Linked DNA regions of Homo sapiens: region 2 is linked to region 1. A link is a loop called in an ENCODE intact Hi-C map of the cell type or tissue named here. Cell type or tissue: heart right ventricle. All regions are shown on one strand. Links, peaks and the distances in the headings refer to the core of each region. The heading gives the core; the rest is flanking DNA.

Region 1 (16,093 bases), core at 8,843-11,342:
AAAGTTGTAGCCTTGACCCTCTATCCTGCATGTGGTGAAGGACATTCATTACAGCATCATAATAGATTTTTTCCAGCATATTTCATTTGAAGAGAGAACTCCTTTATGTGAACATGATAATGGAAAAATATAACTTCTTAAGAATTACATCAATAACTCTTTGGGGACAAAGCTGATCAAATATATTATTACATCCTACCACATAGCATAAAAAAATGAAGTCCACTGATCTGGATAGAGAGGAGCAATTATTACCTTGTTCCCTCTAAACAAATGTTACTCTTTATTATATCCTCAGGACCTCTATTTTTCAAACAAAAAGTTGAATTTATACTCACTGAGTTGCTCATTGCTGGTTCCCTGGTGAGAAAAAAGTAATGAACATATTAAGAAAAAAGGTACCAGAATATGTGAGATTTTCAATATTTAGTATTGTCATATTAAAATCTCCAGGTTAAACCTGTGGTAGTCAGAGGCCCTGTGATTGTGAGGTTATGGTTTGTCAGGAAAGATCTCAAAGACATTAAGAGATTAATTTTTTTGTTGTTGCTATACAGGTACAGTCTTTCAGTCTTACAGGTCTGGACATTCAATCAATAACTTATTCAAGGGAATTCAAGCCTTGAGAAAAAAGGACATAAAGTGTCTATTTCCAATCAATGAACCTGATTTTTGACAAAATAATTGTTGCTAAGATATGTATCTTCCCAAAAGTCTATGCAGAAAATTAAAGCAAAAATCATAAAATTTCTTCACGAGTGTGTGGAATCAGAATAATATCTGAGTAATCTTGTCTACGAATCTGTATTCCTTGGTCCAGCCAGTGAAGCCGACATGTTGCCCATTTTCCCCTACTAACTTTTGTTTTTAGGCCTCTTTGAGTCTCTGATTAATGTTTTGGGATCTCTCTCCAGTACAAGGTACATGTACGCTGGCCTTTTCATGTATTTCACTGGTTCCAAAGACTCCCAAGAACTCAGACTCGAAATTCCAAGTAAAAAAAAAAAAACACAAAAAACCCAAGTTAGGAATGCACAGTCTAGAGACTTTTTTTCTCCAATATGCAAGCATGTCTTTTCAGTTACCGGACCAATATTTAGATTAAGTATTCCTTGCTTTTATCAGGCCAATAAATTCTAGCACTTATGGCTCACTGCTTAATTGACTCAAACAAGGAAATTGGTGTACTGGTATCTACCTCAGCCAAGATGTAAGAACACTCATAGTCCTAGAATTCTGCCTATTTGGGTGGAATCAATAGAAATTCCTATCACTACTTTTTTTTTTTTTGTATGGAAGAGGTTCTGGGACAAAAGTTTAGAGTTAATGTCAATCCCCAGGCAACATAAATAACAATATTAAAACTTACTGTGCTTATTTTATGAGATCACATAGTCCGTCTAATGGTATGTTTTTTCAAACTTAGTCCTAGGTAGTACCTTGAAGTGTGGGCAGTTGCAGGGATAACATGTCAAGGATATTTTCCTCTACTGGCAGGAGCTGATGATGGGTTGCTGTTAAGTCCTATTGTGGGTTAGATTTGTTTATCATAATCATTCTGATGCAAAACATATTAATGCAATTATAGAATTTTGATGATCCTTGAATCTTAGATCCTTACTGATTTCATTTGAAGTTTTTAATTGGTAAGAGAAATATAGGAAGAGAACAATGGTAATGTCTTTGAAATATGAGCTCTTGTTGTTACTAGTGGAAAAGATCTTTGTCTTAAATATAGTCCATATGTCACTTGATGATGGGGATATGTTCTGAGAAATGCATTGTTAGGCGATTTTATCATCATGCAGACATCAGAGTGTACTTACACAAACCTAGATGATATAAACTACCACACATCCACCTCTACAGTATGGCCTACTGCTCCCGGGCTACAAATCTGTACAATATGTTACTGTACTGAGTGCTGTAGGCCATTGTAACGTAGTGGTAAGTATTTGTATATCTAAACATATCTAAATGTAAGTTATCCCAGCAAGAAAGAGATGGAACATTTAAATTAGGATAATCTGAGAAGGAATTAAAAAGGAACTATTTCTGAAAGCAAGGGCAGAATGTCGGAAACCATAAGAGAAGCACAGGGCCTCAGAGCTGTTATCACTAGTAGGTCTACTAGCGTAAGAGGTATGACCATACCTGGAAGGAAAGAATTGCTTACGGAGGGCCAACTTGAGTGCAGCACTGAGCTATGCTTAAGGGACACAGCCTGCCCCAGGTGAACCTGAGGGGAGTGAGGCAGGGACACAGGGATCTTATTTTTACTCACTTTGTTCCTTCCCTGCCATCACTTTCTGGGATCTGCTTTTGGCCCATTGATGTAATCCATACAGGTCAACCTCCTGAGACAAGGGGCAGAGTGGAAAGCAATGATGACAAACAAAAAGAGGACAAACAAAAATATTTGGCACAGAGCCAAATATGAATTCAAATTCTAGCCCCACTACTTATCAGATCTTTATCTTTGAACCAGACCTAACTTCTTTAATATTGTTTTCTACCTCTCAGGATTTCTGGGAGAATTAAATGTGCAATGCAAATGGTAAAATGTCTGCTGTATCACTGGACACATGAATGCCCAAGAAACACTTATTAAATGTTTATTGAGTAAATGACTACAAGAGTAATTAAAAATAAAAGACGGGTGAAAGTAGAGGCTAGGAAGTGGTTTCCTTTTACAATTTATATACCATATACACAATTTTTGATAAATATCTCACTGAATAATATGTTGCCCTAAGGCAATTATATAAGCAATCAACATTTTCTGGGACGAGCAATATACATGAAAAAAACAAAATAATCATTGCTAATAATGCTTAGTTATTGTGTTCGGAAGTTAAAATTAAATGTTTACATGTGTTTGATGAGTCAGGATTTTTCAATTCTCTTATTTTATGAACTTAAAATATGTAAAACTAAATATCTCTTAATAATCACAGAACTCTAGAACTGGAAATGATCCATGGAAAAAAATCTGTTTAAGCTTCTTATTTTGCAGTTGAGAAAACTGAGGCCCAGAAATGTAAACTCATCCAAAGCTAATGACCTTGAGACTGGCTGAGCTACAACTTGAATCCAGGAGTTCCAGCCTCAGTCTGAGCAGTCCCCTTCTAGATTTTGATTAATAATATCCTAAGAACAGAACTGACTAAAAGTTCCACACCTTATAAATCAGCATGAAACTTGCCCAGAGGATAGAATAAGCTTATGAATTCAATCACCATCTAGATTCTGGGAGAGAAGAGTAAATTAAAACAAAGCATTAACACTTTGTACTTTATAAAAGAAACTTTTGTCATACATGATCATCATTATAGTGCTCTCTGATGGATACAAACTGTCTTGAGGCTCTTATAAATAAATTATGTATACTTCTAGAAAACTTGAAGTTAGGCTCTCCATTATACAGAAAAGCAGTAGATAAATGCTACCACTTGATACAAAGGATGACTGTAGTCCTCCCATGACTACGAAAAATAAACTGGCTAACTGTATTCACATTAAAATGCAACTCATTTAAGTGTTCATTAATATGGTAAGGTTATTTTCTTTAATATCTCATCAGAATTTACCTAATAAAGCTCAGATACCATGATTTAGAATGTTATGTGAGAGCTTATTTATTCCTAAAGAAAACAGAACATTGTCAAAAACTGGAAGCATTCCCTTTGAAAACTGGCACAAGACAGGGATGCCGTCTCTCACCACTCCTATTCAACTTAGTGTTGGAAGTTCTGGCCAGGGCAATCAGGCAGGAGAAAGAAATAAAGTGTATTCAGTTAGGAAAAGAGGAAGTCAAATTGTCCCTGTTTGCAGATGACATGAATTGTATATCTAGAAAACCCCATCATCTCAGCCCAAAATCTCCTTAAGCTGATAGGCAACTTCAGCAAAGTCTCAGGATACAAAATCAATGTGCAAAAATCACAAGCATTCCTATACACCAATAACAGACAAACAGAGAGCAAAATCATGAGTGAATTCCCATTCACAGTTGCTTCAAAGAGAATAAAATACCTAGGAATCCAACTTACAAGGGATGTGAAGGACCTCTTCAAGGAGAACTACAAACCACTGCTCAACGAAACAAAAGAGGATACAAACAAATGGAAGAACATTCCATGCTCATGGATAGGAAGAATCAATACCATGAACATGGCCATACTGCCCAAGGTAATTTATAGATTCAGTGCCATCTCCATTAAGCTACCAATGACTGTCTTCACAGAATTGGAATAAACTACTTTAAAGTTCATATGGAACCAAAAAAGAGCCCGCATCGTGAATTCAATCCTAAGCCAAAAGAACAAAGCTGGAGGCATCACACTACCTGACTTCAAACTATACTACAAGGCTACAGCATGGTACTGGTACCAAAACAGAGATATAGACCAATGGAACAGAACAGAGCCCTCAGAAATAATACCACACATCTACAACTATCTGAACTTTGACAAACCTGACAAAAACAAGAAATGGGGAAAGGATTCCCTATTTCATAAATGGTGCTGGGAAAACTGGCTAGCCATATGTAGAAAGCTGAAACTGGATCCCTTCCTTACACCGTATACAAAAATTAATTCAAGATGGATTAAAGACTTAAACGTTAGACCTAAAACCTTAAAAACCCTAGAAGAAAACCTAGGCATTACCATTCAAGACATAGGCATGGGCAAGGACTTCATGTCTAAAACACCAAAAGCAATGGCAACAAAAGCCAAAATTGATAAATGGGATCTAATTAAACTAAAGAGCTTCTGCACAGCAAAAGAAACTACCATCAGAGTGAACAGGCAACCTACAGAATGGGAGAAAATTTTTGCAACCTACTTATCTGACAAAGGGCTAATATCCAGAATCTACAAAGAACTCAAACAAATTTACAAGAAAAAAACAACCCAATCAAAAAGTGGGCAAAGGATATGAACAGAAACTTCTCAAAAGAAGACATTTATGCAGCCAACAGACACCTGAAAAAATGCTCATCCTCACTGGCCATCAGAGAAATGCAAATCAAAACCACAATGAGATATCATCTCACACCAGTTAGAATGGCCATCACTAAAAAGTCAGGAAACAACAGGTGCTGGAGAGGATGTGGAGAAATCGGAACACTTTTACACTATTGGTGGGACTGTAAACTAGTTCAACCATTGTGGAAGACAGTGTAGTGATTCCTCAGGGATCTAGAACAAGAAATACCATTTGACCCAGCCATCCCATTACTGGGTATATACCCAAAGGAATATAAATCATGCTGCTATAAAGACGCATGCACAGGTATGTTTATTGTGGCACTACTCACAATAGCAAAGACTTGGAACCAGCCCAAATATCCAACAATGCTAGACTGGATTAAGAAAATGTGGCACATATACACCATGGAATACTATGCAGCCATAAAAAAAGATGAGTTCACGTCCTTTGTAGGGACATGGATGCAGCTGGTAACCATCATTCTCAGCAAACTATTGCAAGGACAGAAAACCAAACACCGCATGTTCTCATTCGTAGGTGGGAATTGAACAATGAGAACACTTGGACACAGGAAGGGGAACATCACACACCAGGGCCTGTTGTGGGCTGGGGGGTTGGAGGAGTGGGGAGGGATAGCATTAGGAGATCTACCTAATGTAAATGACGAGTTAATGGGTACAGCACACCAACATGGCACATGTATACATACATAAGAAACCTGCACGTTTTGCACAGGTACCCTATAACTTAAAGTATAATAATAATAAAATTTATGTATATATATATATGTATATATAAATATAAAAGAAAACAGACCATTGTCATTTATCCTTAAGAACAGATTTTTCTGGCAGCTTTTCACCCATCTTTCCCACGATGTCTCTTAAAAGAAGAACTACTTTTAAAGCTATCAAAGCATTTTTGAATGCTGAAGAGAAGGAAAACATTTTTAAAGGACCAAGACTAAAACAATGCTGGTCTTCTGCCAGGCCATGTGGAGGAGCCATGGAATAGCTCCGAGATGCTTGTTTTTCTAATTAGGGCAAACCCCACTCCCAAATGTGCCAGGAAGAAAAGCCAACATATGCCCTAGGGAATCAATCACAGCTTCATACTTTCCAATTAACTTCCCTTTTTATTATTTCTCATTGATAGACTTTGAAGTACATTTCAATTAACATAAAATTCAGAGCCAGATTTCTGTACTACTGAGCATCTAAAATACTATACACACTATCCAAAATGGTTCTTATGAACAAAATCAATAAACACAATCAGTATTATCCAATACCCCAAGATGAAAATTCTATGAGACACTGTGCAGCATAGTGACTATGAATTTGGGGATTTTGTGCACTTGGGCATCTCTGTACCCCAGTTACCTCAACTACAAAGAGGGAAAACAGCATGATCTACTTAGTAGAGGGTGGTTGTTACAATTGAATGAGGTAAATCATAGATGCACTTAGAATAGGCCCTGACATGCAGTGTGAATGGTAAATTTTAGATAATGTCATTGTGTTTATCATTGTTATTACTATTAGATTATTATGTTTATTAAATCAATATTATGTTGCAGTCACTGTGCTATTTTCCTAATTTAATCCTCATAGCAACCTTGGACTTTGTAGGTAGGTGTCGTTAGTCCCATGTTACAGCAGAGCAGAACAAAGTTGAGAGTGCTTAGGAGACTTGACTAAAAATGTAGAATAAGAGGCAGATATTCCCAATAGTCAAGATATGGACACAGCTTAAATGCCCATCGATGGATGAATGGATTAAAAAATGTGGCATATACATTCAATGGAATACTATTCAGCCTTACAAAATGGGAAGTTCTGTCATTTGCAATAACATGGATGAAACTAGAGGGCATTATGTGAAGTGAAATAAGCCAGGCACATAAAGACAAGTATCATATGTTTTCACTTCTTTGTGGAATCTAGAAAAGTCAAACTCATAGCAGTAGAATGGTGGTTACCTGAGGCTAGGAGTGGGGTAGGTGGGGTAAGAATATTCCTTGAGTTCAGTTAGACAGGAGGAGGTTGTATTGCACACCACAGTAACTGCAGGTAGTAATAAGATGTATATTTCAAAACAGCTGAAAAGGAGGATTTTAAATGTTCTCACCACAAAGAAATGATAAATATTTGAGGTGATGGATATGCTAATTAGCCTGTTTTGATAATTCCACAGTATACATGTATGGAAACATCACATTGTACCCCATAAATATATAGAATTATTATTTGTCAATTTAAAATAAAACTTTCAAAATGTAGTGAGTAAAAATGAGCTGCTTAATAAATCATATTCAAACAGGCAAAAAAAGAGACGCAGAAATACACTTTCAAAATAATTCCGTCTGACCTCAAAATGCATGCCATTTTCCATGGCAGTGTATTAACTTCTAGCTGATTTTTCTGTATTTATGAAGAGCTTCTCCTAAATTGTGATTATTCTGCAAGACTGTAGGATTGAATAAAAAAATAGGAACCTCTGCAACTCTGTTGTGGACTAAGTTCTGGTTGTATGTTTTTAAAATTAAACATGGCTTTCTTTCATTGTTTATTATATTTACAAAAGCAATATATACTTCTTTGTTGAAAAGTTATAAATTCCTACTAATATAAAGGAAATAAAAAATATATTTTACCCACTCATATATAATTACTGTTAACTTCTTGGCATATATTCTTCCACTATCAGTGTTCTGAATATCATCTAATGCAATTTGTTATTGACTTGTTATAAAATTTTTGCAAACTAGTAACAGTATTTCCATACAATAAATAGTGGGAAAAGGTGATTTTTTTTTTCTACTGTGAGTAAGATATGGTCTTTCCATTAAATCTTTGAGTGGCACAATGCCTAGATTGTGGTTTGCCAGTAGGGCTTAGCCCAACATTTTTAGTGATCATAAAGTACAAAAATGAAATGTAAGAGCATTAGAAACCCTGTAGAAACAAAAGAAAATCAATGGTGCTTGGCAATTCTTTGCTTCTTTGGTTTAGGTCTTAATGTTATTCAGTTGTAACAAGTTAGTGATAATGGACAAACTCTATGTTCTTTCTCCAGCCCAAATCCCCATCCTGAACTCTGTGAACGGTGGGATTATTATTATTTTACCAAAATAAATAAATGATAATAAAGAGTTTCTTAACTTCAAGGCATCTGGAATTTACTGCGTTGCCAATGCGTATATAGAAGGTCATAATACCAAGGTATTAGTTTGTGCTACCTCAAATTTCAGGGCTCAGGGAAATCCTGCATAGATTTCAGATAAATTTCACTTACAGAATTTAAAGCTATTTTATGGGTTTTTGCTCAGGCATCTAGTACAATTTATGTTTAATAAAACCCCAAAATATAAGTTAAATCAGGTTACCTATTGGTAGAATAGAGAAATAGCATTTGCCCTTCTCATCTGCTGTTTCACTTCACTTTTAAATTTCTTCATAATATTTTCAATAAATCATTGCCACTGTTGTTTTTCTGAGTAGGGTGCCTGTAGTGAAATAAAAATCTAGGATGACAGACGTGGAAGACTAATTAAGGGGAAATTATACATGTGCAGTACGTGTAGCAACCAAAGAACAAGGTCTTTATTGTGTGGACCATTGTTATTTGCACCTACCTAGACAGAACATCAGGAAGACAAGATGCCCTTGTGATCCTTACCGAGAAATCAGGTTTATTTTCTAGCATTGCTGCTTGCTGATTTAAGGGTTGTGAGGTAGTTACAAGGCTGATGAAGTTGGAAGAGAAGGAGGAAAGCCGACTCGTCTGTAAAAAATCATCGCTTACATAGTAATTCTTGTTCCAAGGGTCCTTCTGTGTGAATTTTATGGAAGAGCATTTGAATGAAATTCTACCTAGATGCTTCTTGATGATCTGAACCATGAAACCACCAAGCCATTGAGTGGGAATGTATTATGATTCTCTCGCTTGATGCCCTCATTTAGTCATGGAAACTGATCCAAAACTAATGAGCTGTCCTACATAGATTTCAGTTAAATGCTTTACTTTAAGGATTATTAGATCTGATCATGAGGCGGAAGAAGAAAGCTTAACTTTATTTCAAACTTTTACCTTTTGCAATTTTTTTCCAAGTAAAATTACACTTCCTAGTGTGCTGCTGGTATATGTAAACACTTGCTATCTTTAACATCTCAAATAACATGAGGATTCTGGTATTTACTTCCATAAGGCAGCCAGCAGGATGCAGAATATTTCTGACTAAATTCATCAAAGGCAGGAATACTTTATGTATAAGGACAGATTAAAGATTAGGATTTTTCCCTCTGAAAAGATAAAAGCTTAAAAGCAGGTTTTTCTAAAATGAATAAAATCACGTAAGTTAATACAGATCAGGCCTCCAAATGTGACAGTACTAACCCAGTGTGTTTTCATTATAAACTCAAAGGTTTTGGACAAATAAGGAATACATAACTTTAATACAGTTGAGAGACGGACAAAAGGTTCTGGTGAGAACTTCCTCCTCAATAATCTTTCCTTTATCTGTTCTACTAAAAATGCAGATTGATTGGAGCTGGCAGACTCCCTTTTAAAATCAGAATCGGTCCCAGGGTAGAGTTGCAATCATTAAGCATTCACACTACAATGCAAACTACTGTGTTTCCTTTATTCTAAGATGCAAAATTTTCTCATATTTTGAACTTCTGAAATCAGTGTACATTTTGTAATTTGTATGTACTTTTAATGAGCAGCGTTTTTTTTTTTTTCTCCAACAACTGGATGCTTCCACTGTCGCTCCTACCAAAAAAAGAGAACCAAGCACCAAGCTCTTTCTTCCTATTGCTTATGACCGAAGCAAAGGCCCCCATGGGCATTTGACTGGTGAAGGCCAGATGCATCCTAGGTGCAAGGAAGGTGGCTGGCAGCTGGAGTCCTGACTTATATAATAGTAAAGCTATGCCGTTTACTTGGGGATTTCTCCAAATATAGAAAGAGTAAACAAAATACATTTAGCACAATTATGACAAATAATCAGTACATAGTGATAGGGCAGGAATCACTGTACTCATTGTTCAGAGAGGTTATTTGAGGTAACTACAATCACACTCAGGATATGGCAGACTTCCCAGGACATTCTTTTCTTTATTAAATGTCAAAGTATCCAAAATGAATACTTCTTAAGAAAATCTCTACACAAGAGATAACCAATGGACAGATTTTAACACTTGTAGGCAAAACTGCTTTCAGACCCAATAACTGTGTTCTAACTTGAAGGCATAGAAAACTATTGATGTCTTAGGAAGCCAGGACAACTGCGTAACACATAATTACAACAGTTCAGCCTCTACCAAAGGCCTAGAAACTGGGAGTCTAAGGAGCTGAATAAAGGAAGGAAGTTGAACTATAGTCTATTGAAAGTTTCACATAGCTTGTGGTATATTTGATAACTGTGGACAACCATAAACTCAGTACTCATGTGTGCAGAAATTTTATGTTCTCTACTTAAAACATGAATTGCAAATGAGAAAGAACCCCATATTCACACCATTCCAATGGGCATTGGCTATGATTCTTCCTTGGCAGAGAAGAAAAATAATAAAGCCTCTCTCAGCTGTCACTTCTACTTGTCCCAGTTAACAGGTCTGTTCTTGCAGAACCATTTTTAAAACTGACAACAACAACAACAAAGCATGCCAATGACTGATATGCCAAGAGGAGGATTTCCATAGTGCTGCAGGCTTAGTTGATGTCCTGACACGTGCAGGACAGGGACCTTTTGTATATGAACATTGAATCGTAAGATCTCAGAGGTGGAGCAGTCCTCAGGACAATGGAACTCAGCTACTTTCCATTAGATAAATAAGGCTGAGAAATATTAAAGTAGATTTTAGGTCTCTTCCATTCATCAAATATCGCTGCTATTGTTCTGCAAATAAATGGCTAGTGCATTTTTTACCCACACAAGAGACCTAGAATATAAAATAGAAGTTAATTTTTAAAAATCTCTAATAAATTTTGATAGGAGTAGAAAAGGGTAATTTGGGGCATGTAGTGATAAAGAGGGCATGGTGACTTTAAAAGACTTATTCTGAGGCTCTAAATGCAGACATGTGAGTATCTAAATCCAAATCCCTTTTAATATCATAATAAAGAAGATTGGGCCATATTCTGCAGGATAGCTCTTTTGTTCATTTGTACTGGCTATGCCTTAATGCAGTACAATTACATTGAAACAAAACTGGAGTCTAGAAATAATCATTTAGATGACTATCTATGACTGTCAATTTCAAATTTCCAGCAAAAGTTACTCTTTGTTGTACCAGTAGGTGCATCTAAAAGTATAAAAATTGTGGCGTTATCAAACACTAAAAAAGAAAAGCATTCAATTATCTGTGATTTAAATGACTAGGGGTCATTTAATAGTTTTCAATTTTTTTTAAACACAAAACTAATAGAATTAAAAATGTTTCATGTAAATGAAAAAAATAAGCTGAGTTTGCATTGAATTTGACTTTTTTATTCTGACTCCATAAAAGCCAGTTCTACATTAAACTAGAATATTGAAATTGCTACCAAGAAGTTAGAGTTGCTGGACATCATTCTATATTTCATTGTAAAAAGTACAATAATGAATGGTACATGGTGCCTGCTGTTAGGATCCTCATGGTCTTTTATCTCAGGAACTCAGAGATGGATAACAAAGCAAGAATTGCTGAGTGTTAATAAATCCATCACAAAATTACTTTGATTAGAAATTTTCTTTCTTGAAGAGTTTTAAGTATTTTTTAGGTTAGGATTCATGGTAAAATCAGTAATGTAATATATGTGTAGCTACTGTTCAGTATTCCCAAATGGCTATGAATTATAAGAAGTGATGTTCAAAGAGGCCATTTAGTAAAAGTGGAATGAATTATTGAGTAAGCTGTGCTTAATATCATAAAATATTATCCTTTCTTATGAATGCAAGCTTAAAAGTTTATAATAATACCACCTACATTAGTTGATGATGTACAGCATCTTATTTGAGCCTTACAACAGCCCTGTGAGGTAGAGTTTATCAGTCAGAGGTCTTAGTTATTAGGTTGGTACGAAAGTAATGCTATTTTTGCAGTTACTTTTAATGGCAAAAACTGCAATTACTTTTGCACCAACCTAATACGAACAACTATGAATTCATCTTGGTTAGTTTACCAAAACCTCACACGTATAGAACAGTCTCAGAGAGGATCACTGACAGGGATGAGGATCAGGCTCTAGGCTAACCATCTAGCCACAACACCCCCCCAACCCTAATCCACAGAACTGGCACAGTGAAGAGACTGCATTTGTGCTGCTATCCCAATAAAGATAAAGTGCCAGAAATTCAAGTTTATTGCCACCATCATGGCCATCAATATCCCTTTAAATTTTGTGTTAGGAGCTCAACCTTGCAAACAAATCATTGGTATGTTCTATAATTAATGGTAGCCTATAATTGTAGAAATAATACAAATGTTATCCTATTGTCATTCTTCTCTCGGGCTCATTCACTTGCTCCACATTCTGCACCTTTTGCTGCTCGGAAGTCTTCCATCAATACTCATTGCCCTCAATTCATGAGCTTCCTCAGGAGTACAGGGGTTATGATTGGACGTTGAGGAATGGGCTGGCCATTTCAGAGGCTCTTAATTTTCAGGAAGGTGGTGGTCCTGGGTAAGGAGCCACAGAGGACCAGAAGCAATGTGAAGGTGCTGAACCTTTTGGGGAGCAAGATCTGAGATCTATGGGAAAGAGGAGCAGAGTGGGAGATGAGAGCATATGAAACAAGAAAATTTTTATCATGACCCCAGTTGTGGTGAATCTGTGTACTCTTAAAAATCACCTCAGGCCACACAAAATTATTAAATAAATGATTATTCTTGACTGAAAATTAATGTCACCAGGTCTCTCAATATGGGGTTATTTTCCACAATAATGACAAAAATAAATCAGAACTGCAAGTAATTTGTGGCCAAGAGTCATATTTAAAACAGGCAATTACTGTTGAGTACAACTTCATTGATTCCATTTTGCCAGAGACTTTTCTTTATGACTCATTCATATTTATTCATTTCTTTGGCAGTTTTCACCTAGGTTAAGTTGCTACACAGTGATTCATGTAGTTTGAAAAAATGGAGAGAAAGACATCTTTCACCAGTGGAGACCACACAGCTCCCTTCCTATTTGCTGTCCTTCTTCTGCACTTGGCCATAGTAGGTGATCATGAACCTGGCTGTTTCCCTTTCACGTCCTCTGCCTGTTTGACTTTAATGTGGCTCCTCTCTTCCTTGAAAGCATTCAATGATACTATTAGACTGTGATGACAAAAATAAGAACAAATAAATCCGTTTCAAAGTTTTCTGTAAGCCCTTATCCTAATTGAAACGACTTCAAATATTCATATGTCTCAATGATTATTGTTGAAAAGAATGATATAATGAAATGATTTTGAATTATTCTGCATATTATAGGTACATTTGCCAAGAGAAAAAAGCAGGTGACTTTGTAAAAAGGAGATTTTGGGCTTCAAAATCATGCCAAAGTGGGGAAAAACTTACAAATTCTAAAAAGACAAGAAAAATATCATCAAATGTGTTTTGTGTGATCATAGTTTTAGATAGGTAAAGTTTATGGTAAAAGCATATAGCTGTTTATACACATTGTAGCTTATAGAATCATTTGAAAATTTTCATTTATGTATATAATGTATGACATTTGGGAAGTAATTATTTTGACTAATGCTAATTTAAAGGTTCTTTTCCCTGTCTTTTACTTAGTATATTTTGGTCATAACTATAACTTATTTGATGTTGGTCTTTGGTCAAGAGTATAATTCCCAGTTGCAGTATTGTTCAATTGAAGAGATATGGTCCATCGAACAATGATTTAGTTTATGTGAATTTCTAGGAGACTATCGTGATGAAAATTAGAAGTATAACACTTGTGTGGTTTTCTTATATCTGCCTGTAAGGGTGCTAGGCATACAAGATGGTCAATAAAGTTTCCAAGGTATATTAAGTTAATAGAACAAATTTCTGAACAGCATGTATAGAATACTTCCTTTTGTGCAAAATGGACAGGGATACGTACATGTTTCTATTTGCTTTTTTAATGTATAAAAATTCTTTGGAAAAATACACAGCCACAATAATGGCAGTTATCTGTTTGAAGTTGTGGAAAGGATGGGGTATTATATGGACAGAGACCAGGCTGGGAGGGAGGTGTTTGTGTTTTTTTTAATTTTTGAATTTTGGGACTATGTTATTTACTCAAAATTAATTAAAATAAAAATGATTAGATTTTTGGTTTCAAAATAAATTATTACTCTTGTGAAATCTTTTTTTTGTAAGCAACGTAACTGTAATTTCCTTCTTTTAACACTCTTTATTCATGCTATTTTTACTCACGGCATTTTTAATAGCCAAAATACAACATCTGGGACATAAATTACAAATAAATTTCAATGTAATGACCTTCTGGTCAGCAGTTTACTTGAAAACTGTGAATTTTCAGAATATCCGTATGTCAGATTTTATAGTCTATAAATTTGATGGCTTTTTTTTAAAAGAAACATTGGCATTGATAGTCTACAGAGAAAAAGAAAAAAATAGAAGAGATTTAAGAATTGAATAAAAAAGGATAGCTAAGTGCATGAGCTGCAAATATGTATCTCAAATTTTTACTAGAAATGTCAGTTTTTTTGGGAAGCTTCCTGGGTTGCTGATTGGGAGAGAGAGAGAGTGTGTCTGAGAAAACTTTGCAGACTTCTTAGAGCCCATATTGAAAACTACTGAACTCTATGGTCTAAAAGTCCCTTCCAACTCTCCTAGTCAGTCATTCAATTGCAAGAGAGATATAGAGAAGCAAGAAAACAGAACCCCAAGTCCTTTTAGAGCAAGTGGCAATAACTTGATTTGTTTAACCGTGCTATATAAGTACATACTTTGACCTATTCATTTTAAACAACAGCAACAATAAAAATGATAGTAAATGTAACAAGAGACAACTTGTGTAAACAGAAAAAAACTCTTGATAATAAAAGTGTTAATTAACAAGACAAATTTTCAACCCTGGAAATCTTTAAAAACAAAATCAAAATTCTTTAGGTGACTTAGGCGTTTAAAATGCTCTTTTTGAGCCATCAGTATACATTTCTATAGGCCATTTAAGAGGTGTCACAGATAAATTATCACTTAGTACAACAATTGCATTTTCTTTACTATGTGAAATTATTCCATATTTCAGCAAGATTACTTTTTAAATTTTCATATTTTCAAGCTGTGTACCCTAATGGTACTCTTTGGTAGATAGTTTGTTTAAAACATTAGCTGTTTTAATCACAACAGCTATTTGAGGTAGTTATAGAAATGACTTATTTTATGTTTGTATTTAATACAAATGAGAAATAATTTACAAAATTAGAAATTGACATTCATTTAAATATGCATTCTGTTTCATAATTTCCGTTGTAACCAACCACCTGCCTTTAAAATATGTATTTCTTTGATAGCTTCTAACATATTTCCTATATTCAGGATAAAAATTAACCTCATTATCAACCTTAAAATTCTCAAGTTCTTCCAAGAGGGAACAATGTATATACTAAAACACACATTCTCAGTTAACAATGTATTTAGTGTAAAATGGCTCAACAATATAGAGTGGCTAGAAATTGATTTTAGGCTTTGGGAAAATTTTATTTCCCTAACTAATTGTTACTACAGTTGGCTTCTATTTAAATTACTCTGAGTGTGTTAAATACTAACAATGTGTCTCCTGGAAGTCTACTGTACCAGTGTGCTGAACCATATTTTGAAGCTTGAATACAGTTTCACAGATCATCAATAATATATTATTTTGTTGCATTATTCTTTTGAATCCTCAATAATAAGATAACAAGTATCCTTGAAGTGAATTAATGATCAGGAATTCCTCAGCAGAGGAAAACATTCAGATGTTAGCTTTCAGCAATTCACCTTGAATGATTGTGATGTTGAGTCATTCTGGACAATCACATACTAAATTTTAAGGTATCTCCACAAGGAGATGCAACAATTTATTGAGATATTTGTTCATATTTATCAGCCTTTATTATGAAAGG
Region 2 (16,093 bases), core at 9,065-11,564, 170 kb after region 1:
GGGCTAAGGGGTAAAAACTGGGGAGGGAGGCTGAGAGTAGAGTTTCCTTGAGCATGGCTCCACATCTACTTTGATCTGGACACAAGTGGAGCCTTTGGCATGGAGACCACTGGAAAATGAAGAAAGTAGGAAGCTCACTACTCAGGCTGAGCAGTGCTCACAATCTGCAGTGTGGGTTAAGGCCCAGGCTTTATTAATGCCACATTGTGGGACTAGACTACTATTTAAGTAAGAGAGGGAATAGGCACATCTGATGAAGCCTGGAATTGAAGGAGAAATGATATGTATATAGATATCTTTCAGTGATTGAAACTGTTTTCTGGGCCAGGAGCCATGTGTCTGATGTTCTGAGTTCCGCCTTAAAGGACCTCACTTCAGTGCAGTTATAAATTCTGAAACTTTTCCTTGGATAGCCTGATCCATGAGCTTCATTCAGAAAACATTTCTGGATCTATGCAAGCTAGAACTCAAAACTGATGAAACACAAAGCAAAGGCATGAATATGGCATACTACCTTGATTTTGATTTCTGATCTGGTTCAGGCTTAGAAAGGCAGGTAATTTTATAATTACCTTCAGAATGATCAACCCACCTAGAAAACTTAGAAAGTTCCTGGGTTCAGCACCAATGTCACAACTGGTTTTGCTTAGAAGCTTTAACGAATAATCCCTTGGTGGATTCATTGATGTCTTCTGTTTCTGAAACCTGTGCCTCTCACTTGGAGCTTGTATCCATATAGCCAGTGTAATTCTGCTTTTAGTCATTTTAATCCCTTCTATCTTTGCTAAAGATTGCACCTTGTGCTTGTCTCCAATGTTTGATGCAAATTATTGACCCCTGGCTTCAGATTCACCTCCCACAGATATTGTACCTGCCTACATCTTCTTTCTATGCTAATTAAATATAAAATTTTGCCCTCTTTTACTATTCACACTGCTCCTTTGCATTTCTCCAATTAAAATTTTTTCAACCTAAGTGTAGGTCTTTACTAAAGCAGCCGGGTGGAAAATATTAAAGATCACTCTATCTAAATGAGGGACACAGTTTAGAGCAAGGATATAATGAAATAAATCTATGACATAGTTAAGCACCTTGATGATTAAACTAACTTAGTTTCCTCTTAGTCTTAAGCAGAAGAAATCTTTCATGAATCAGTCAAAAGCCTTTAGGTGGGCTATGAGAGCCTGGCTCTTGTTTTTGAGAATTTCAGGGCAGAGTGAAGCCCTTTAAAGCTCTGTAACAGAGGTCAATGGGCAGCTTACAAGTGATCAGAAAGGGACTCTGCTTATTCCTTAACGTTTCCCTGTTTCAATTTTACCTTTTTCCTCTTTCTCTGGGGTTAATACACTTTTTTAAAAAATTGTGTTTTGGGTCAAATGGGTGGCTCAAGACACAATTTTTTAAAAAAGTGTATTAACCCCAAAGAAGAAAGAAAAAGGTAAAATTGAGACAGGGAAACGTTAAGGAATAAGGAGAGTCCTTTTCTGATCACTTGTAAAAGGACTCTGTTTATTCCTTAACGTTTCCCTGTCTCAGTTTTACCTTTTTCCCAAATACCATTTGACCCAGCCATCCCATTACTGGGTATATACCCAAAGGACTATAAATCATGCTGCTATAAAGACACATGCACACGTATGTTTATTGCGGCACTATTCACAATAGCAAAGACTTGGAACCAACCCAAATGTCCAACAATGATAGACTGGATTAAGAAAATGTGGCACATATACACCATGGAATACTATGCAGCCCTAAAAAATGATGAGTTCATGTCTTTTGTAGGGACATGGATGAAATTGGAAATCATCATTCTCAGTAAACTATCGCAAGAACAAAAAACCAACACCGCATATTCTCACTCATAGGTGGGAATTGAACAATGAGAACACATGGACACAAGAAGGGGAACATCACACTCTGGGGACTGTTGTGGGGTGGGGGGAGGGGGGAGGGATAGCATTAGGAGATATACCTAATGCTAGATGACGAGTTAATGGGTGCAGCGCACCAGTATGGCACATGTATACATATGTAACTAACCTGCACATTGTGCACATGTACCCTAAAACTTAAAGTATAATAATAAAATAAAATAATTGTGTTTTGATATTCTTTTTCCTTTTTAAAACAATGATAATCAGACAAAAACTCTCTTCTTTTTAGTGATACAAATGTAGCATATATCCATAATGTAGCATATATCCACAAATGTAGCATATATCCACAAGTGTAGCATACATCCACAAATCTGTAGCATACACATAGCACAAAAGGGTAGCATACATCCACAAATGTAGCATATATCCACAAGACTCAACTAAGTCACATTTTGGTAAGAGCAGGAAAACAAGGTTTTAAGACAACGGAAGCCTCAAATAAGAAAGAGAAAAAAAAGAGTGTCTTTTTATTGCTCATTTTTTTATTGTCTCATTTATTTTTATTTTATTTTATTGTCTCATTTATTTTATTTTATTGTCTCATTTTATTGTCTCATTTATTGCTTCTCATTCTAATTTCTTTGTAGCAAAATTACTTTTTAAATTTCTCTCAAACCTACTGTAGACATGAGATATCATAATCCCTTTTGCCCTTTAACTCATCTCTACATTCTACTACCCACTTCTCTGCCAATACAGAGTAGTTTTGTGTCTATATTTTACTTTACCGCACACACATACATATTACCCCTCGATTACCTTGTCTAACATTTCACATATTTTGCCCCACACTAATATAAGTGCATGGCCTATTAAGTGCATAAGCAATAGGAATTACATGAAGTGCAATTTCTCCTTATGCTTTTTATATGTGAGAAAGAGGTTTAAGAGAAACTATATCCCAAACAATTTTGGTTTTTTTCATGGTCTAGGTGTGAACAGAATGATATTTTTCCACCTTCAGTGACCTGCATAGAGAAGAATTTTCAGACGTGCCGTTTAAAACCGTCATTTTATCCTGAAGAAGGGTAGCTTATGCTATAAATCAGAACAAAGCTTCCAAGTAAAAGCATTATTCTTCTGAGTGATGAAAATGAACTCCTTTGTATTATATGTAATAGAAAGAAAGAATAGGCTTCCAGGTTTCAGGCCTGCAGAATATATATTGCAGCTCAAGGCATGGGCAACCTGCCAGTGATGTGGGCTGATTATTTACCTAATGATTGTTCCTCAGCCCCTTTTATGTGTGTGATGCATTATTGAGAGAGACCAACAAGGCAGAAATGGAAATTACATGGAACTAATGTGGTCATCTTGAGCAATTTATATACAGAAAACTCCTGGTACTTAAAATCTATTATTTAACTATAATGGATAGTATGGTACCAATACAAAACGAAACCAACAAATAAAGAAGGATAAAAATATTTCAAGAGTTTATTTAAGCTAGGATAGAAAGACTGTTGTGGCTTTCTATCCTATCCTGCTGCATTATTTATCTAAAAAAGGTTGTAAAATCTGCAATGAGGCTTTTTAAAAAATGTGATAGTAACAGTGATTGCAAATGTGAATTTCCTTCTTCTTCCTTTATATTTTATTTATTTTTCAGCCATGGTCAGCTTCTGGGTTATTTGGAAGAAACTTAACCAAAGTGGGAAGCTACTTTAATTTCATATAGTCCATAAAACAGGGGGATGACTTACAGAGCTGCTTTCTCTAACTTAAGGCTTTGAAAAGATAAAGCTCTGGGAGACTAAAATCATTAGATCTCCTGTGATTTGCAGGATAATGGATTCATACTACTCTGCCAAAACATACGTACTTACTAAACAGCAAAAATTTAGAACATTGTTGATCTCCAGAATGTGCAGAAATTAAGAATCAAAACAGGAATCGAGCTGATAACAATGAACACTTCCCCCACTACGCCAAGTTTGAAGAACTACAGAGTTTTTGTTTGAAAATAATGCCATGATTTCAAAATAAAAATCCTAGTTTTGATTATATAAATAAGGTTTTAAGATGTCCAGCTTCTTTAGGCCATAAACTTTTTTCTGTGTGTATGTTATCAGATACCTGCCTTGTCTAAATGGTTTGTCCATGTGGCTAAAGGACACTGACCAATCTGAAAGAAAATGATACCTCCCCAAATAATTTTTACCCAAAGATAAGTTTCATCCAATTATTGGCTATGTATCCAGTTCTGGGTATTGTTTGGATATGTCTTTTGTGAAATTGCTAAGCTAAAATAAAATATGACTAGAAACGGAGTGTCATAATAGTTGTATGATCTTCAAAAGCTATTCAAATTCTTCAAGACTTTTTTCTTACTTGTAAAGTGAGGTTAATAACATATACAACACTTGGGTTTTTTTTTTTGTTTGTTTTCAGACAGAGTCTCACTCTGTCAGCCAGGCTGGAGTGCAGTGGCATGATTTTGGCTCACTACAACCTCTGTCTCCCAGGCTCAAGCCATTCTTGTGCCTCAGTGTCCCGAGTAGCTGGGATAACAGGCGTGTGCCATCATGCCCGGCTAGTTTTTGTATTTTGTTTGTAGAGACAGTGTTTCACCATGTTGTCCAGGCTGGTCTGGAAATCCTGACCTCAGGTAATCCGCCTGCCTTGGCCTCCCAAAGTGCTGGGATTACAAGTGTGGGCCACCGCACCTGGCCAATACTTAGTTTTTAAAAGCAAAATAGATAATTACTCTAAGGCCCTTAATACAGTACTCAGGGGGTAAAAAAAACTATAAAATTTTATTAATTATAATAAAAATTATGGTAGAAGCATTCAATTTACAAATAGCAATAAATATAACAATATACAGATAAAACTTTAAAAGAAATATTTATGAAAAAAGTTACAAAATTTTATATGATTTTAAAAATACACTCAGTGGGCTTTCTTGAAGTGGCTTCATATTATAAAAGTGTTGTTTCTTCCAAACCAATATACAGATTTAGTGCAATTCCAATGAAAACTCTCTATCTATCTATCTATCCATCTATCAATAACTTAAATGACTTTAATCAGTATAGGGTATATTTCTAGTTAGAATTTTATGATAATGTGCATTTTATTTGATTTTCTAGTCAACTGAGTTTAAACTTTGTTATTATTTGTATGATAAAATATTAAGCACAAATTAAGCACTTAAGTGCAATAGCATATTTATGCCATTAACATAGTTCTGGTATATAGAAAACTATTCATAAAGTCTGGGTGTTATTATGATTCTCTTAGTGATATTTAAATTCTAAGTATGCACACTTTGAAGTATATTTTATAGAAAGAGCAACAAAAAACCAAAGTGACTGGCTAAAGACAATAAAACTATAAAACAAAATAAAGCATAGTAAAAAAAGCAAATAGAAAATATTTGTTGTTTAAGGTTATTATCAGAATTAATGAAGAAGTAAAGCTCTCATAATAGAAAATAATTTAGTGAAGTACTAAATGATACATCTGGGAAAATCAGTTTTGTTAGAAAATAGGCAGCTAAGAGACAGAAGGAACTCCTATAGATTAAAATAATAAATCACCATAGTAAAATGTGTTTTTCATACTTGAAAAGCTAACTGGTTGAAAGATTTGGGTTAAACCAGTTTTAAAGCTTTTAGTAAGAATGTGGTCATGTTTATTGATTGCTATTTTACTTACCAATGCAAAGCATATTAATTTTCAACCTGCTTGATGATGTAAATAGTTTGCAAAGAATTGTCCAATAAGACCTGCATTTTCAGCAAGAAGGTCATCAGTTAAAAAGATATTTGGAAATGAACAGTTTCAGCTGCACCTATGGTATGTAAAACTACAGGAAAGACAACATTTTATAAAGGGTATTACAATGCTGAACACATCAGCAGCCACTGCTTGCTTCTGTGGGACCTTCTTGTCTTAAGCTGCTTGCCATTTGAGCTCCTCAGTGTGATTCTGATGGTCAAATAAAGGTGATTAAAAATTATAATGAAATGTATAATGATTCTGCAAATTTGTCTACTCAATCATATGCCAGCATAGCTGGGTATATTTGCTGTTCAGAATTTTCAAAGTTGACTTTTATAATATTTTTTCATGATGGGAAAGAAGTATCATGATAAAAGATAAAAATTTATAGTTCAAAGATAAATGAATATCAGCAATTTCATATAGTTGAACTAAATACCGAAGGAGCAGCCACAACCATATGTAAGCATTAATGTTCTCTGTTTAACTTAGTGATTGAGAGGCTCACCAAATTGGCTTATTTACTTGTCATTGTTCTCAAGGTTTAACGCTTCCAATGAACAACTGCATTGCAAAGATATGTACATTTTTATTATTTGATAAAATAACTTTAATTAAAAAAGAAACTTTGAGAGTTGAATGAAGAAAATCCACTGTGGAGACAATGAATCTTTTAAGACTCAGTTGTGAAATATCAGTGGTAAAATAACCTTACATGACTTCATCAAAAAAGTCATTTTATAAATATATCTTTGCAATAACAAAAGAGAATGCCTATTGAATTACTTCAATCTACCATTGCCCAAAAGTCTTGACCTACGGTAGCCCGAAATTTTGACCCAGACTTCCTGCTTTGTCACATTCTGAACATTCTACTCAGTGATCACCCTGACATTCTACATGAAGCAGCAAAAAATTGCATTTTAACTCACAGGTTCACTAGAAAGTGGGTAACCTTCAGAAGCAAACTTTCCCATTCTTCATGGAGAGCTAACCTCCTTCATTTATTAGTCCTCCTGTGCGTAAGCTCTGTTCTCTTTGATGAAGAAACCACTGTTTAGACTGCAATTGTCCTAGCAAAGAACAGCTACATTCTAAACTAATAACAGCTCAATCCCCTGAAGTTAGGAAGGCTTGGTTCCTTCTGTTTTTCTCTTCAGAAGGAAAAACTGATATAAAATGAAAGTGATTTATATATTTGTAGATTCATAGAATTTTAGAGCAAAAAAGAACTTAGAAATGATCAAGCCCAGCTCTTAATTTTTTTTTTCCAGATGAGAAATTGAAGTGTAGAAAAGATGGTCATTGTCTTCAGATGACTCAGCTAGTGTTGGAGTCATGACACCAGATGAAGTCTTCTGACCTTACTTTGTATACTAAGGAAGCCGAGAAAATTTTGAAGATCTTCTGAGAAATCTCTAGTTCAGTTAAGGACATGTTTATCAGTTGATGCCTTTTAATAATTCTAGTTGTCACTAGGCTTGATTCCTTGGAGCTTGATAAACTGATGGATCTTCATTAATTTTAGGGACTTCCTGGAGAACTGTGGTTCTGTTTATTAGAATCCTGATCTAGTGAGTGGTGAGAATATGTGAATTTACTCTGTGTTTAAAGATACTGTATATAGAGCAGCTGTCAGATTGCTTGGCTTCTTGGAGAGTCCTTTAGGGATACCCACTGGATTGCCTCTGGTTGAGAGTAGGGGAAACCTTACAATTTTTAAACAGGAGGAGCTTCAGAGTGACAATCTGGTTAAGAGTGTTTAGAGAGCTACCCTTCAGGTGTATCAATAACTTAGATTTTATACAGATTTAGAATTGCTTGGCATTGAAAGAACTGATAGAAATTATGGAAGACCTCATTCTCTCCCCTAGGTACCACTTCTTACTGGCTCTGGTAGCAACACATGCTGGCTTTAATATAAGTGTCACTGGATACTGAACCCAACAGTCCTCCTAGATTCTATTCTAAGCAGCAGCTGCAGCATTTTCTTAGGAATTAAGTTCATTAACATTCTACCTATATGCAATAAGATGGTCATACATCATCTCAAAATAAATACAAACTATGATTAAATCAGCCTTTATTATTACATGTATAAAATGGTCTGTTTTTGAAACTGAGGGCTAATGCTTTTAGTTGCTTGTTTCTTGTTGACTTAGCCTTCTCTAGCTTCCTTACAGATGTCACCTCTGGTGTATACATCAAGTCAGTTACAATGGCTCAAGTTGTTTTTCAGGAACGTTGGGGCAGCTCTTGTCCAGCTTGAACCATTTCAGACCAGTGACCCTTCAACTGGGCTTGGGAAAATGCCCAAGAGGTGATTTTTTTGATGTCAGAGAATCAAAAACTCCTCCTCAGGTTGTGCTAATGCTGCTGTTTTCTGTACATGAGCCCTATGTGGACCCGTGAACCATGACTATGCTTGCTCAGATCACCGACTACTTCATTCTTCCTCACTGCCAGTCACCTTTCCCCATGCCTTAGACCACTCCAGTTCTTTACCCCATAAATTCCCTAAGACTTATCTTCGGAAAGACAGATTTGATAACTTTTCTCCTGTCTCCTTATTGGGTTGCCCTGTGAACAAATATTTTCTCTACTGTAAAACTCACTGTCTTAGTGATTGACTTTCTGTGGGACGAGCAGAACAAGCCTATTTCAATATCATTTTTATTGTGTTTTTATAAAGCGTTTCACTGTCATTCAAATCCAGGAAAATAATAAGCCAAATTTTTAAATGGCATTATGTCAGTATAAGATTGCTTTTTACAGGATAGTTGTGGATGAAGATTATTCCTAATAACATTTTCTGCATCTGTTAAGATGATCAGGTAGTTTTTTCTTTCGTTTTGTTAACATGGTGTATCGTATTGATTGATTTGTGTATGTCGAGACCTGCTTCCATCCCTGGGATAAATCCCACTTGGTCATGGTGTTTGATCCTTTTAAAGTCCTGTTGAACTCAGTTTGCTAGTATTTTAGTAAAAATGTTTGCATGTGTATATATTAGGGAAATTGGCCTGTAGCTTTCTTTTTTGAAGTGTCTGCCTGGTTTTGGTGTCAGGATGATGCTGGCCTCATAAAATGAGTTTGGAAGTGTTCTCTCTTCAGTTTTTGGAAGAAGTTAAGAAGGATTGGTATAAACTCTTCTTTGAATAATTGTTAGAATTCACTCATACAGCTGTCAGGTCCTGGGCTTTTCTTTGCTGGGACATTTTTGATTACTGATCCAGTCTTCATATTTCTTATTAGTCTGTTCAGGCTTTCTATTTCTTCTTGATTTGGTATTTGTAGTGTATATGTTTCTAATAACTTATTCATTCCTTGTAGATTATTCAGCTTGTGGCCATATAATTGTTCAGAATTTTCCTTTGTGATCCTTTTTATTTCTGAAGCATTTATTTTAAAGCCTCCTGTTTTATTTCTGATTTTTGAGTCTTCTCTATCTTTTCTTAGTTAGTCTAAGTAAGGGTTTGTTGATTTTATTTATCTTTTTTAGAAGCCAACTTATAAAAATCAATCATGCTTCCATTCATACAAAACAAACTATCCAAAAAGGAAGTTAAGAAAACAATGCCATTCACAATAGCAACAAAAAGAATAAAATTTTCAGGAATAAACTTAACCAAAGAAGTGAAACACTTGTACACTTACAAAAATTATAAAATTTTGATGATGAAATTTATCAAAATATTATAATAGTTGATGATGAAAATTATAAAATATTGATGAAATTAAAGAAGACACAGGTAAATGGAAACATTGTATGTTTATATAGTTGAAGAATTAATAGCATTAAAATGTTCATACTACCCAAAAGTGGTCTACGTGTTTTTTTTTTTTGGCATGAATGTTTATCACACCTTTATTTGTAATAGTCCCAAACTGGAAATAACCCAGACATCCAACAACAAGTAAAGGATAAATAAATTGTTGTATATCCATGGAAAAGAACATAACTCGGCAATTAAAAGGAATGAACCACTGATACGGGAAACAACATGAATGGATCTAAATATTATGCTGAATGAGAATTCAGGCAAAAAAGAGTACACACTGTTTATTCCAATTTATATAGAATTCTAGAAAAGACAAAAATAATCTATAGTGACAGAAAGCAGACCAGTGTTTACCTAGAGGGTGGAGTAAAAAAAGACATAGATTACAAAGGGTCTCAAGGAAACTATTAAGAATCATGGAAATGTTTGCTGTATTGATTGTGATAATTACATAGGTGTGTATATGTGTCAAAACTGATCAAATTCAAATTCAAACTTCAAATATGTGCATTCAAATTTACATCAATAAAGTTGTACCAAAAAAGTGGAGAGAGGAGAATCCAACTTATTGACAAAAGCAATGTGTGTCTCTATGGTTTCTGTTTCTAGCCATACAGTGGACTAGAAAAACTGATCTTTTCACTGCAAAACATTTAGAAATGATGAATAGCTATTACAGCCATCCTCTAAAGTGTATGGTTTGGGCTTCCCTTGAGGAATGGAGAGAGGTTGCTAGACCCTTTAGCAAGGAGCTTTGGTTTTGACAGTCACTTGTGGACAAAAACCTGGCCCTTACAGGGTAGGATTCTGGAATGAGACTGCCCTACATTCCTGAGATCACCGAAGGCCTACATCCTTGGTGAAAGGCTGGACTAGAAAAAAAATCCACTGTGGGCCCAGGATGAAAATAAGGAAGCCAGTCTGGACGCGGTGGCTCAGGCCTATAATTCTAGCACTTTGGGAGGCCAAGGTGGGTGGATCACTTGAATTCAGGAGTTTGAGACCAGCCTGGCCAACATAGCGAAACCCTGTCTCTACTGAAAAGACAAAAAAATAGCTGAGCATGGTGGTACGTGCCTGTAGTCCCAGCTATTCAGGAGGCTAAGGGAGGAGGATCGCTTGAACATGGGAGACGGAGGTTGCAGTGAGCCGACATCAGGCCACTGATTCCAGCTCCAGCCTGGGCAACAGAATGAGATTATGTCTTAAAAAAAACAAACAAAAAAAAGCAGCGCTTGTGGGCCTTGTTTGTCTCTCAGAGCACGTAACCACAGCCTATCCCTCATATGGATTTAGGATTTTATACCTTTCTTTGCATATTTTTATTGTTAATAAAATTGTTAATCCTTATCATGATTCAGCAAGTTGGGTATTATGGTCCTGATTGTGTCCAGGAAATAAGCTTTTATTTTTAAATTCCCATAGGTTTTGAGGGAACAAGTGGTATTTGGTTACATGAGTAAGTTCTTTATTAGTGATTTGTGAGATTTTGGTGCACCCATCATCTGAGCAGTATACACTAAACCCAGTTTGTAGCTTTTTATCCTTCAGCCCCCTCCCACCCTTTCCACAAGTTCCCAAAATGCATTGTATCATTCTTATGCCTTTTCATTCTCCTAGCTTAGCTCCCACTTATAAGTGAGAACATACAGTGTTTGGTTTTCCATTCCTGAGTTAGTTCACTTAGAATAATAGTCTCCAATTCCATCCAGGTTGCTGCAAATGCCATTCATTCATTCCTTTTTATGGCTGAGTAGTATTCCACCATATATATGTACCACATTTTTTTTATCCACTCATTGATTGATGGGCATTTGGGCTTGTTCCATACTTTTGAATTTGCAAATTGTGCCGCTGTAATCATGTGTGTGAAAGTATCTTTTTCATATAGTTACTTCTTTTCCTCTGAGTAGATACCCGGTAATGGGATTGCTGGATCAAATAGTAGATCTGCTTTTAATCTTTAAGGAATCTCCACACTGTTTTCCATAGTTGTTGTACTAGTTTACATTCCCACTAGCAGTCTAGAAATGTTCCCTTTTCACCACATCTACACCAACATTTATTATTTTTTGATTATGGCCAAAACAGCATGGTACTGGTATAAAAACAGGTACCTAGACCAATGGAACAGAATAGAGAACCCAGATATAAACCCAAATATGTAATTCCAACTGATCTTAGACAAAGCAAACAAAAACATAAAGTGGGGAAAGGACACCATATTCAACAAATGGTGCTGGGATAACTGGCAAGCCACATGTAGGAGAATGAAACTGGATCCTCATCTCTTATCTTATACAAAAATCAACTCATGATGGATAAAGGACTTAAATCTAAAACCTGAAACTATAAAAATTCTAGAAGATAATATCAGAAAAACCCTTCTAGAAATTGGCTTACACAAAGATTTCATGACCAAGAACTCCAAGGCAAATGCAACAAAAGCAAAGATAAATAGGTGGGACTTAATTAAACTAAAGAGCTTCTGCACAGCAAAAGGAACAGTCTGCAGAGTAAACAACCCACAGAGTGGGAGAAAAATCTTCACAATCTATACATCTGACAAAGGACTGATATCCAGAATCTACAAAGAACTCTAATTAGCAAGAAAAAAATCCCATCAAAAAGTGGGCTAAAGACATGAAGAGAAAATTCTCAAAGGAAGATATACAAATGGCCAACAAACAAGAAAAAAATGCTCAACATCACCAATGATCAGAGAAATGCAAATCAAAACCACAATGTGATACCACCTTACTCCTGCAAGAATGGCCAAAGTGATCTACATATTGATTGCAATCCTTATGAAAACCCCAGTGGCATTTGCTATGGCAGTAGAAAAAAAAATCTGGAAATTCATGTAGAACCACAGAAGAATCCCAGTAGCCAAAGCAATCTTCAGAAAGAACAATGAAGTGCAAGAATCAAATTATCTGTCTTCAAAATATACTACAAAATGATAGCAATCAAAGCAGTGTGGTACTGGCATAAAAAAAAGAGACACAGACCAATGGAACAGAATAGAGAACCCAGAAATAAACCCACTCATCTATAGTCAACTGATCTGTAAAGGTGCCATGAACACAAAATGGGAGAAGGATAATCTTTTTAATGGTGTTGGGAAAACTGGATGTCCACATGCAGAAGAATGAAATTTGACCCTTGGATTATACCATATATAAAAATCAACTAAAAATGGATTTAAAAACTTAAAAGTAATACCTGAAACTATAAAAATACTAGAAGAAAACACATGGGAAGAGCTTCTTGACATTTGTCTGGGCAGTGGATTTTTGGATATAACACCAAAAGCACAGAAAACGGAAGCAAAAATAGAGAAATGGGATTACATCAAGCTGAAAAGCTTATGCATTTCAACAGGGACAATCCACACAGTGAAAAGGCAACGAAATATTTGCAGACCATACCTGATAGGGGGTTAATCCGCAAAATACATAAGAAGCTCATACAAGTCAATAGCAAAAAACCTGTTTAAAAAATTGGCAAAGGACCTGATTAAACGTTTCTCAAAAGTTGATATACAAATAGTCAACAAGTATATGAAAAGGTGCTCATAATCCCTAATCATCAGAGAAATGTAAATCAAAACCACAATGGGCTATCACCTAATACCTATTAAAATAGCTATTATTAGAAAGACTGAAGATACAAATGTTGTTGAGGATGTGGAGAAGAGGAAACTCTTGTGCAATCTTGGTGGGAATGTAACTTGGTATTGCCATTTTGGAAAATAGTATGAAGCTTCCTCAAATGATTATGAATATAACTATCCTGTGATCTAGGAATTCCACTTATGATCATATATCCAAAGGAAATGAAATCAGTATGTTGAAGAGATATCTGCACTTCCATGTTCATACAAAATGATTTCTAATAGCCAAGATATAGAAACAACCTAAACATTTATTGATGATGAATAGATAAAGGAAATGTTATATATATATATATAATATATATATAATGGAATAATATATATGATGTATATACAATGGAATATCATATATAATATATACAACAGAATATCATATATATGATATATTTTATATATATATATATATACACACACACACACACACACACACACAATGCAGTCATTAAAAAGGAAGAAAATTGTACTAGTCCGTTCTCAAGCTGCTAATAAAGACATACCTGAGACTGGGTAAATTATAAAATAAAGAGGTTTAATTGACTCACAGTTCAGCATGACTGGGGAGGCCTCCGGAAACTTACAGTCAGGTGGAAGGGGAAGCAAACATCTTCTTCACATGGCAGCAGGAAGGAGAAGTACCCAGCAAAAGGGGGAGCATCCATTACAAGACTATCAGATTCTGTGAAAACTCACTACCATGAAAACAGCATGAGGGTAACCATCCCCATGATTAAATTACCTTTCACTTGGTCCCTCCCTTGACACTTGGGGATTTCGGAAACTACAATTCAAGATGAGATTTGTGTGGGGCACAGCCAAACCAAATCTGAAACCTTCCATTTGTGACTGTATAATTAAACCTGGAAGATATTATGCTTCCAGGACAATATGCTAAGTGAAATAAGCCAGATGCAGAAAGACAAATACTGCTGTTATCATTTATATGTGGAATCTAAAAATGTCAAAGTCATGGAAGCAGAGAATAGAATGGTGCTTGCCAGGGAATGGGGAAGGGAAAATAGGGAGATGTTGGTCAAGGGGCTCAGAGTTTCAGTTATGCATGATGAATAAGTTCTGGAGATGTAATGTACAACCATGTGACTATAATTAACAAGACTTTATCGTATACTTGAAATTTACTAATAGAGTAGATCTTAAGTGTCTACGCCACACACACACAGAAAAAGAAGGAAAGTACTGTCTGAGGTTACAGATATGTTAATTAGTATGAAATGATTATTTTGCAGGGTATGTCTCTGACAACTCATCAAACTGTACCCCTTAAATTTATACAATCTTTGTCAAATATTGCTCGATAAAAATTATTACTAACAGAAAGTTTAAAGCAGAACAGTACGAAAAAATGAGATATGGTTTACAGTTGATCAGCATTTAAAAAGTACGGAATTAAAGCCTCAAATAAAGTATTTGTACATAATTTGGGCCAGGTTATCTACATGTCTAACCATGTAACACTTGACCTTTTACAACTAATAAAAGCAGAAGTGACTCCAAGGCAGAAACTAAAGGGAGCTTGGTTTGCTCTGCAGTATTCTTGGACTTGGCAAGATACACGGTATTAAGTTCAGAGCCAGTCTGCTAGACTTCAACAAAAAGGTTTTAGCTAAAATTCATGGCTTGAAGTATTGCTATATTTGCTTAATAAGCAACTCATACCTACTTCACCATGAGAAGCTATTTGATAAAGGAAATATGCCGGCCAGAAGTCACCTCTCTGCCTAAATATATCTTTTGCACAGAACGTTTACAATTCCACCTCTAAAACAATGGTTGCTTTTCTCACGAAGAGTTTTGATATAGCTTTAAAAATAATTGCCCTGTGCTTCCAAGTGCTCAATGATAAATGAGGTTGGATTGCAGATCTGTATTCTTTGCTAAGTTAGATGCATTTTGTCGGTTTTCTGTGGAATATCTTACATCACTATTTAAGGAAACTTAAGAAGGTGCCTCCTGTTATTTTTAGAGACAGCAGGGATTTCCTTGAGGTACCTTTTATATATATTGACACTAAAGTTACAATAACTTTGAAAGTAGGTGGATGGAAAATATTCAGAAGACAGAATAAATGCTGAATAAGAAAAAGTCTACACATGTAATTTACATCACGAGGACTATAATTAATAATATTGTATGCTAGAACGTTGCTAAGAGAGTAGATTTTTGGTGCTGTAACCACACACAGACACACAACACATACACACACACACAATGTGAGATGATAGAGATGTTAATTTGTTTGACTGTAGTAGTAGTTTTACCATGTATATGTATATCAAAACACCATACGGTACACCTTAAATATAGACAATAAAAACGAAGTTTTAGAGAAGTCATGGGCATCACGAAAAAGTATTTATTATCTCAATAATCACAGAAAAATATTTTGGAAATACTGCTTTCATAAAGACATAAATCAAAATGCTACCTATTTTTTGTGGGGGAAGGAAAATGGACACCTTCAAAATGTTCTGAATGGCAATTTGACCAAAGCTTTAGAAATGTGCCTAATCTTAGGCTCAAAAATCCTCCTTAAAGAAATGTATCCCAAAGAAATGTTTACAATATGCAATAATATTTTGCTATCATATTTCATTCTTGGACTAAAACGTGTGATAATACTTCATTACAGTATTATTTATATTACTGAAAAATACAACATTTCTCATAGTAATGATTGTCTAAATTAATTCTTATATATATAATGCATATACAGAAAATGCAAATCTACTCAAGTATTAAAATTATGGAGATGATAATGACATAGAAATATGTTCATATAATATTAACAAAAAGCATGCTATAAACTATTATGAATCAGTTGAAAATATCTAGAAGGATATACAAGTTGTAAAAAGTGAACTGCAGATTTTGTTCTGATTTCACCAGTGTTTTCACTTATGTCCTCTTTATTTTTCAGGCTACAAGCCAGGATACTACACTTAATTGACATA

Evidence for each region. A loop is a pair of places that touch in the nucleus more often than their neighbours do. Peaks named below come from ENCODE experiments on the same cell type or tissue, not always from the same donor. Only the 100,000 strongest peaks of a DNase experiment are listed, where the experiment ranks them.
Region 2: it touches region 1 in a loop (2.4-fold over the local background); 4 of 110 quality-filtered maps call a loop at or near these places.

What each region holds. Positions count from the first base shown.
Region 1 is chr2:41,592,446-41,608,538 of GRCh38, reverse strand. No RefSeq gene overlaps it. Among named protein-coding and RNA genes, the nearest start is that of LINC01913, 280 kb to the left of the region's middle. In heart right ventricle, for the core only: no CTCF peak of the experiment used is centred there; a DNase peak (open chromatin) is centred at 9,864; H3K27ac peaks cover 2,411 bases.
Region 2 is chr2:41,419,008-41,435,100 of GRCh38, reverse strand. LOC105374506 (a long non-coding RNA gene) reads left to right here. Exons shown (of 4, transcript XR_939997.3): 4 at 16,060-16,093. Among named protein-coding and RNA genes, the nearest start is that of LINC01913, 450 kb to the left of the region's middle. In heart right ventricle, for the core only: no CTCF peak of the experiment used is centred there; no DNase peak of the experiment used is centred there.